Regions from separate parts of the Mus musculus genome. Here region 1 is linked to region 2. A link is a contact called in ENCODE Hi-C or POLR2A ChIA-PET data. All regions are on one chromosome and are shown on one strand. The core of a region is the stretch at or near the end of the contact, and the rest is flanking DNA. Distances in the headings are between cores, read along the strand shown. Region 1 holds the start of Nfat5 (nuclear factor of activated T cells 5). Region 2 has its middle 16 kb from the start of 4930517G24Rik.

The links. A loop is a pair of places that touch in the nucleus more often than their neighbours do. ChIA-PET counts read pairs that join two places held with the same protein, here RNA polymerase II (POLR2A).
Region 1: a map of adrenal gland shows a loop between it and region 2 (1.8-fold over the local background). The contact joins the promoter of Nfat5 here to the enhancer-like site in region 2. A Hi-C loop is called at or near these places in 1 of 37 maps with a recorded cell type or tissue (adrenal gland). POLR2A ChIA-PET finds 5 or more read pairs at or near these places in 1 of 5 experiments (embryonic stem cell).

Annotation. Positions count from the first base shown.
Region 1 is chr8:107,290,454-107,295,291 of GRCm38, reverse strand. It overlaps Nfat5 (nuclear factor of activated T cells 5), which reads right to left and starts at 1,822. Exons shown (of 15, transcript NM_018823.2): 1 at 1,394-1,822. The coding sequence starts at 1,466.
Region 2 is chr8:107,218,631-107,223,353 of GRCm38, reverse strand. No RefSeq gene overlaps it. Among named protein-coding and RNA genes, the nearest start is that of 4930517G24Rik, 16 kb to the right of the region's middle. Within about 2 kb of position 1,318, at least 1 of the 3 ENCODE cell types and tissues checked has a DNase peak (open chromatin) inside an H3K27ac peak, as active enhancers do.

The DNA.
Region 1 (4,838 bases), core at 573-3,072, 71 kb before region 2:
CATCTCTTGATATTTTCTCTTCTTTCTGACACTTCAAACTACAATATTTCTAAGCTACTTTAGGTAATATCTGAAAAACATCCTACAGGATAGTGACTGCCAACTAAATTCATCAAAGCAACAGACAATGGCCTGTAGTCTATAAAGTCTAGCACCTTCCAGGGCAAACCACATCCCTCTGATTCACTTCATATAAATACATTAACACCAGGCTTAGTCCTTCTCTACCCCAAAGAGGTGAAATTTTCTGGTGGGTTTGTAAAACCAAAAAAATAGGAGAAATGCTGGATTTCTTGGGAAAAGGGTTCACCATGGTTTATTTGTAAAAAAAAATATAAAAGAACTGTCTTTAGCCTCCTTCCACTGGTATAAGAAATGAGTACAGATGGGGGCATTTTTGATTTGATACCCCTTGCAAGGGGAACCTGTTCTGACACATTCTTGTGGTGTCCAGTGTAGGAATTTAACCCCAGCAGAGATCACCTCAAGTATTAATGTTTTAGATGCTGGGAATCCCCTGCAGGCCTTAGCCAAAGTAGTTTTAAATGGGATTTTCTGTTCATTGCCTCCTCTCTGCACGAAGCCCTTGAACAGCAACAGAAGAGAATTTTTCTCAAAGGGCAGGACTGTGCCCGAGCCTGGTACTCCAGGGAGAGGAATACAAGTACTCCAAGGAGGGCATCCCTATCTTTGTAAAAGAGAAGTAATTAGAATGTCACGGAGGTGGAAAGAGAGAAAGAAGATTGGGGCCTTTTCCAGGCAAGAAGATGACGAGGAAAGGAAGAACGCCTGGCCGAGGGGGGCCGTCCCGACATGGGGAGGGAGTGGACTAGGCCGGGGAAGGGGGGGGAGTAGGACGACCGCGCACAAACAAGACCAGAGGGAGAAAAAAAAAAAAATGGTGACCCTGAGCTCCGAAGCCCCTCGGGGCCACGCAGCCCGGCGTGGGGCAACTTTGCCAAAGAGGAGAGTCCGGGGGACACGAGCCGCGGCGCCCCGATTCCACCCCCCCTCCCCGGTGTCCCCAGCAGCGGGACCAGTGGGGTGATTCCCGAGCCGGGGGAGGACTGGGCCGGCAGTCCGCCGAGTGTGGTGGAGTCCGGACCCGCCGACCGGCAGGTTGCGAACCTCCGGGACCGCAGAGGACTCTGGGGGGCGCGCGGACCCTAAGCCCCCCGCCGCGCCGCCGCGCCGCGCCGCGCTGGGGAGGGGGGCGCCGCTCGGCAGCTCCGGGATCACCCCTGGCCCTCCGCGGCCAGCCCAGGACTCTCGTGAGGGGCAAGCCCGCCCGAGCCCGGCCCCGACGGGGGACCCCCCCACCCCAGCCCGGGACTCCGCGCGCTCGCGCTCCCCGCCCCCACGCCCCACCCCCCCACCCCCCCATCTGACTCACCTCGCGAGTACAGGGACTTGGGCGATTCCAGGTCTAGGTCCGCGCTGAGCAATGAGATGAAGTCCGAGGGCATCGCAGCTCGACCCAGCCCGGCCCGAGGGCAGCGGGAGGGGGGGAGCGGCGGTGGCGGCGGCACCTCCTCTCCGGGATCCGCGGGCACCGAACCGGGGGCGGTGAGGCGAGGGCGGCAGCCGCTGCCTCCTCCTCCTCCTCGAGGGCAGTCACTTCCCACCCGGCCGAGCGATGAGAAGGGCGGCGGAGTGGAGGGAACAGCTCTGCGGAGTGGAGAACTGACTCCCGGTGAGTCCAGAGACCAGAAGCTTCGGACCGGGGAAAGGGGAAGAGGGAGAGCCAAACGGGTCCGTTTCGGGCTTCTCCTCAGCGCACACTGACGGCCGCCGCCACCGCCGGCGCCGCTGACAGGAATCTGAGCCCCGCCCCCTCGTGGGGCACTGCGCACGCGCGGAGGGGGGGAGGTCCGGGAGCCCGGAAGAGCCTGGCGGCCGGCGGAGGGCGGACAGGCGCGCCACGGAACAGCATCAACAAGGGCTTCGCTTCCTGCCGTCGCTGCTGCGGCCGCTGCTGATCCCGGGCTGGGAAAGGGCCCCGCCAGCCAGCAGGGAGGGTGGAGGGAGGCGGCCTGGCTTCTGGGGCCCTGAGAAGGGAAAAGATTTTTTTTTTTTTTTTTTTTTTTTGCCTCGACCTGGTGGCGGCGAGCCTGAGGCGGCCGGCCCTGCTCCGTGGTGTACTTAGGAGGACACAGACCCTGGGGGACCTGGATGTCAGCCAGGAGGGGAAAAGCCCTCCAGGGACTTGCAGCGATCGAGGCCCGCTCGCTGGAGCTCAGCACTGGGGAATGGAGTTCCACAGCTTGGACAGCAACCGGGCCCTTCGGGGTTTTTCATAGCAGTGTCTGCAGTGAGCTGGTCAAGGGGCTATCAGACTCACTTTTTAATTAAGAAAGGGCAAGCCATACTCACCACCACCACCACCATCACGAGTTACCAAGTTTTGTTTGTGGATTTTGTTGTTGTTGTTCCTGTTCGTGGATTTTTTTGTTGTTGATGATTTCTGTTGGCCCACTCTGGCCTGGAGCTCACTATGTAGATCAGGCTGGCCTCAAACTCACAGAGCTGTGCTTGCCCCTGCCGGTCAGAAGTCACCATGCTCGGCTATTGATTCTTTTTAATGAAAATATTTTCCCCCCACGTTACCCACCACACCAAATTTACGGCGACTGCATTTATTTATTTATTTAGACAGGTGATTTTGTTATGTAGGTCTAGCTGGCCTGCAATTCGCTGTGTAGATTTAGACTGGCCTCAATTTTAGGGCAGTTCTCCTGACTCAGCTTTTCGAATGCTGGGATTACAGAAGAGTACCACCATGCCTGGCTTTGATTTTTGTTGTTGTTGTTGTTTAAGTTTATGTATAATGATGTCTCTGATAGTGAATGGTCGAATTTACTCCGGAGTGGAAAATAAAAGACAATTTAAAAATGGGATCATGTGAGTCCACATGGCTTGTGTGTAATGCACACGCGTGCGTGGGGTAGGGGGAGAGAAGTAAGCAAACATACTCTTCCACACGGGTTTTCATTTTTTTCACTGTGCTAAGGGAGAATGGAGGGAAAACATGTAAATGAGATTTTTTTGGCTGCTCTGTTCTCGGGGGCTAAAAGTTTCCGTTGCAAAAACACATCCTCACCTCCACCACAGACTGTTTCCTGACTCTTAATAGACTTTTGGGAAATTTTTAATCGAGTTATTAAAATATCAATTTGAGCACAGGGTGCGCATCTTGGAAAATAATTTTTAATTCTGTGTGGGATTTTGATGCCAACAGCCACGTGGGCAGTGTTTTTCAGGTGTTAAAGATGCCTTGATGTATGTTACTGTGTCTACAAAGCTGGTCACAAATCCTAAAACCCTGCGGATGTACCCATATAAATCCCTAACAAAGTTTTGCCTCTGTGATTTTGGGCACTTTATTGTGACTTGGAATGCTGGAGTTGGGGAAGAGTCTCTGAGCAAGGGAGGCCCCAGTGCAGGCAGCTCTGGGGTGGGCCCTTTAGCAAGCTTAACCTACAGACCTAGAATTTACATTTGTGTTATCAGAAACCACCTATCCTTTCATCTGAACATCTGATACAGGCTGCCTGATTATCTTCACTGAATTCTTAGTGATAATTAATGAACCCTGTGAGCATTTTCATCAGTCACAAGGAAGGTTTTTTGAGCCACCCCAACACATAGCAGAGCAAAACAGGAAACTACCCTCAAAATTCTATGGCCACTGTACTCTGTTGTAACACGTCCCAAGGGAAGTCCCTTCATAGCTGCTAAGAGACCCGCTCATTTGATAAGAGAAGATTCAAACCTCCTATTGCCTAACACGCTAAGGCCAATTGAAATCCTATAGCTTTGAGTTGGAGTAAAACATTGGTTGGTGACCTAGCCCTTCCATTAGTCACTACATAATACATGAAGAGGAAATTACAATGGACCAGGCTGAGCCTCAGTACTGAGAAAGCGAGGTGAATCACTAAGCATAGTCCTTTCTCCAAACCTATGAGATTGAAACACACTTAGGGTATAGGAAATCCCCTTTCTGACCCTAGTTAACAAGTCAAGAAGGGCCAAGGCCTCTTCCCCTTTCAGCTCTTCTCTGCCCTTTACTCAAAGTTTTTCCATTATGCTTTCTGTTGATCAGATTTTCTCTGCTTAGAGAATAGCGAAGTGAAGAGGGATCCTCCAAAGTGTGACTAAGTGTGACTTGTCTTTGACAGTTAATTCTCTAGACTGGCACTCTGCAGGCTCAGGACCTACCACCCCAACAGGCGCTGCACTGAATACTGTGTGTGTGTGTAATATTTTTGAGACAGACTCTCTCTGTAGCCTAGGTTGGCCTACCTTTTCAGTATGTACATCAGGTTGTCCTCAAACACCCAGTGGTCCTCCTGTCTCAGCCTCCAGGTGCTGAAATTATATCCATGAGCCACATGCAGAGCAAACATTTGCTATAACTAAATGGATGAAAATTCAAAGCCCCTCCTTCAATGGATACATTCTTCAAAAAACTGTTTCAATTGAATCTTTAAGATGTATGCCTTATTGTATGCATATGTGCCTACTTGTGGGCAGATGCGCCCTGGTGCACTTTTTGAGTCAGAGGAAAACTTTGTGAGATGAGTTCTCTCCTTCCACCTTTACATTGGGTTTCAAGGATCGTTGAGCATCTCCCCAGCCCTGATTTAGAAGGAGAATTTTTGTTTCCATGCTTTGCAGCAATGTAGAAACCTAGATTTACACCAAACACGTTGGCCCATAACACAAACTCTGAAAGCAGGAGAATCGATGTGAACTGCAGGTTACAGTTTGAGACCTTGTCTCAAACAGCAACAAAAGCAAGCAAACAAAGGGGGGGAAAAGGTTTTCATTTTATT
Region 2 (4,723 bases), core at 69-2,568:
TATATCCGCAGGCCCTTTTCATTTTATCTATTGTTTTTACTTGTTTATTTGAGACAGGGTTTTTAATGTAACCAAAGGTGACCTTGAACTTCTCCTTCCCCTTCTCCACCTCCTGTGTGTTGAAATTATAGCTGTGCTCCCACCATGGCCAGGTTAAGTGGTGCTGGGAATTGAAGCCTGGTGTAGGCTAGCGAGCACTCTACCAGTTGAGCTATCATCGCCTTGGCCTTTTATTTTTGAGATAGGGTATCGTAAAGTTGCCTTGAACCTACTATGTAGCCCGAGTAGGCCTTGAGCCCATCCTCCTGCTTCAACCTTCCAAGCAGCTGGGAGTATAGTCCTGTATCCTCAGGCCCAGGCCCAGCCCTTCTTAAAGAGTGTAATATCTTTACTCTAAGCATAATCCATTAGGTTCATTATTCTTTATTCTATTAAAACTAGATAGGATGCATTTTCTGCTGTTCTTTGGCCCTGGGAAGCTGAGCCTTAAAAGCTCAGAAGAGCTCTCACTCACCCTCTGGTTTCTGGGTGAATGTGGCCTCTGTGTGAGTGGGGGAGAGGGTTGGGGGGAAGTTGGGGGGCACAGTTGCTGCTTCAAGAGAGCAACACGAAGACATCTGCTTCAGACTTGCATAATGGGGCAGCCACAGCCTCTGTGCCCCTAAGCAAAGCACTCTGGGCTCCCTTTGGCCCTTCAGCCCTAGAGAGCTAACAACTTCCTGTTACTGCAAGACCTAGGGTGCTTCGACTCTGGGCTTCTTGTATTAATCCCCCCACCCCCACCCCGCCACACCTCAGATAAACCTTTTTCAATGTACCTTCTATTTCCTGCTAGAACTAAGAATGTTGTTGGTTTGTTTTTTGTTTTGTTTTGTTTTTTTTTTAATCATGTACAAAGTTTCTATTTGGCATAAGCCAAAAAAAAAAAAAAAAAACGGAGCCTAATCATAGAATGTGGGGCAAAAGAGAGTCTGGAGAAAGGGAAGTTATTTTGGAAGGGGGAGATGTGTGGGCATCTCTCAATGCCTTGAAATCCAACATCAGGGCACGGGGAGGTAGCTTCTCCTTAATTTGATTCAGACACACACTGGGAGCCTGCTGTGTTGCAGAAACACTGCTCTGGATTATAGAACCCAGGACTATCAGGAGCAGGCCCGGAGTCTGAGAACCTTCCACTCAGGGACACTCAGCGCACGGCAGGATGAAGGCCCTGCAGTGCAATTGAACTTGACAGGCAGCCAACCAAGGCAAAGCCAGAAAGATAAGGGCCTAATCAGAGCACAGACAGATCAGTGGGAGGAGGCAGGCTCAGGCTCTCTCCCATCACTGGGGACCTGGGAAGACCTTGTGGGGTTGGGGGAGAAGGTTATATAGGCCTATGGGCAGCTCAGCCCCAAGCCACAGCAGACCCCCTCTACTTCTGGAAACCCTGGAAGTTTGTATTAGTAACTGCTCTAGACTGACATGCATTCTTCTTTCTCCATTCGACTCCACTGACTGGGAGCCTAACACATTCCTTTCCCAAACACACACACACACAAATATGCACAGACAGAGACAAAAAGACAGAGACACACACACATCATCATCATAATAATAAAGATTTAAAATTTTAAATTAATAACTTAAGTCAGGTCTGGAGATGTAGGCCCATATTCCCAGCTACTAGCAGATCATAATTCATCAGGCCTGCCAGGATAACTTAGTGAAACCTTATTCTAAAAACAAGAGGTTACAAGAAGAAGAAGAAGAAGAAGAAGAAGAAGAAGAAGAAGAAGAAGAGTAGGAGGAGGAGGAGGAGGAAGAGGAGGAGGAAGAAGAAGAGGAAGGAAGGAAGAAAGGAAGGAAGGAAGGAAGGAAGGAAGGAAGGAAGGAAGGAAGGAAGAAAAGAAAAGAGAAAAGGAAAGGCTCAGAAGACAACTCAGAGGCACAGCATTTTGTGTGAGGCTCTATGTTCCATTTATAGTACTGAAAATAATTAAATAAAAAAAATTAGCTTAGACTGGTGTCGTCAGTAGTCCCCAGCACTTAAAGGCTAAAGCAGAAAGATTATGAGTTCAAGGCCAGTTTGAGCTTTACAGAGAGACTCTGTCTCAAAATAATAATTATAATTATACCTATAATTATTATTATTATTAAAGTCTTCTCCTCAAGGAATGTCGGGGCTGGGGATATGAAAACCTGAATTTAGAGTTTGTATCCTGGGCTCAGGTTCTGGCATCCCCACCACCTGACTGTGGTTCCTCAGTGTTGACTGTTGGTTCTTGGTGAGTCAGGTTTTTCCTCCGTACGTGGAGGTGATCCTGGGGCCTCCCCTGTGTGTGCACTCTGAAATGTACTAGGTGGGAGATTCAAAACAAACTGCTAAGTGTTCCCTCTGGCTGGTTGAGGATGTTGCTAATCTGATCAATTTGAAGTCAAGAAATGTAAGTGCTTGGTGGTTGGTCTGCAAGAATTCTCATGTGGTTCCTGCAAGCGTCTGTGTATTTAGCCTCGGACAAGCTTAGACTGAGCCTCAGCTTAGCTGCAATAGAGGAGGATGATATGCCCCTCTGACTGTGTGTGTGTGTGTGTGTGTGTGTGTGTGTGTGTGTGTGTGCGCGCGTGCATGATCCTCACACATGCATGAACTCACATGAACAGACACACAGGTTACAGGACAACTCTCGGGTATTTCTCTCCTTCCACTGTGGATTCTGGGGCTCAAATTCAGGATGTCAAGCATATGTGGCAAGAGCTTTTACCACAAAGGCTTCTTGTCAGCCTTAAATTATTAGGATATTTAAGATTCATTTATTTAATTTTATGTGCATGTGTGTGTTTCTGTGTGTGGGTATATGCATGTGGATGCAGGTGTCAATCAGGCCAGAAGAGGACATCCTATCCCCTGAAGTTGGAATTCCAGGCAGTTATGGACCATCTGACGTGTTATTGGATCTGAACTCACAAGAGCAACAAGAACTCTTAACCGTTGAACCATCTCTCTGGATCCATAAGTTACCATTTTTAATAGGTTTCTTATGCAGAACAGTTTAGATTTACAGAAGAATTACATATATACCAGGTCCCATATGTCCCAAGCCCCATGATGTCGTTCCTCTTATATTGATACATTTGCTATGAGTTGTGCACCAAAGTTGATGTAGTATTATTCAAGTTCACCACTCATCCAGATTTCCCAGCTTCCCAGCCTCCCTTTGTGTCCTGGGATCCATCGTCCAGGTTTCACACTACAGTGAATTGCTTTATTCTCTTTAGATTCCTCTGGGCTGTGAAAATTGGTCAGAATTTCCTTATTTTTATTACTTTGACAATTATTTTAGTTTTTAAATTAAGAAACTGTTAGTTGCCTTACTTTACTTATCATAATGCCCTCTAGGTTCCTCTAGACTGTGTCGGAATTTTCTGTCTTGTTCAAAGATTAAAGAAAAAAATTGCCAGGCAGTGGTGAACATTTTTAATTTCAGCACTCGGGAGGAAGAGATGGGCAGATCTCTGAGTTTGAGGCCAGCCTGGTCTACAGAATGAGTTCCATGACAGATACACACACACACACACACACACACAGACACATATATACATACACATTATACACATGCATATGTACGTATATATACATGTCTCAAAAACTTAAAATACAATGATATATATATGTGTGTGTGTATATATATGTATATATATGCATATATATACATGTATATATATGCATATATATCACAAATGTGCACATGCACGAACCTTCCTGAGCAGCAGAGAGCATGATGGGAACACCTGGGAGACTGTGTTAGAGGACAGCTTGTTTATTAGGAGGGGCCAGAGGATAAATATTCCCTAGGGAAAATGGCAGGTTGGGTCCATGTAGTATGCTATTGTCTGGGGCCAATTGAAGATGCTTCATTTGCATATTTGGGAGCAGCAGGGGCCAGGGGAAGGAACCTTATAAGGTCATGCAGAAGGGAAGTCCAGATGCTTCAGGCCCACAGGTCAGATAAATGCTAACCAACCGTTGTAACTCTGGAGAAGTGTGAACATATCAGTTGCTATGTGCATGAGGGACATCAGTACCTGGGGAAGCCCATCTGCTGGAGTCTGCTAGCACCAGGGCAATGTGGGGGAGCAGCCAATCTCTTGCCACTCTCAGGCTGAGAATATCTGGGGTTTGGGAGCACGGTTCATACCCTTCTCAGTTCCTAGTCTGCACTGTGGGAGCACCCCTTCTGTTTTCTTTTCTTTTTTTTAAATAAGTGATATGATGAGATATCATAATCACTGGTCACCATTTGTATGAGGGTCTAGTATTGAGCCAGGGCCTGATTAGTGGCAATCCTGGTACAGTTGTTTATCTGTAGCTGTAGAAATTGAGTAAGGCAGAGGTCTAGGGTAAGGAAGGTCCCAATAGCTAGGATGGGGCCAAGGCAGGGAAGGAGTTAAGTGAGCAGACTTGAATACCATGGTGTGGGAGTTCGGGGGCCGATGGGAGGGTTTTGAGTATTAGTATATTTTGTTCCATCAGTCCAGATTCATTGATATAAAAGCAACATTCTTCCCCCAACACAACACAAGTCCCACCTTGTTCAGCAGTTATTACATCTAGGTCCCTTTTGTTTTGTAGTACAACTCCCACTAGGGAGTTTATCTGTCCATGAAGAGACTCAAGGCTGTTCGTGGTCAGGCCATGCCTTGAGCAAGCTTACCTTAGAAGTCACCAGCTAAGTGGTGCATC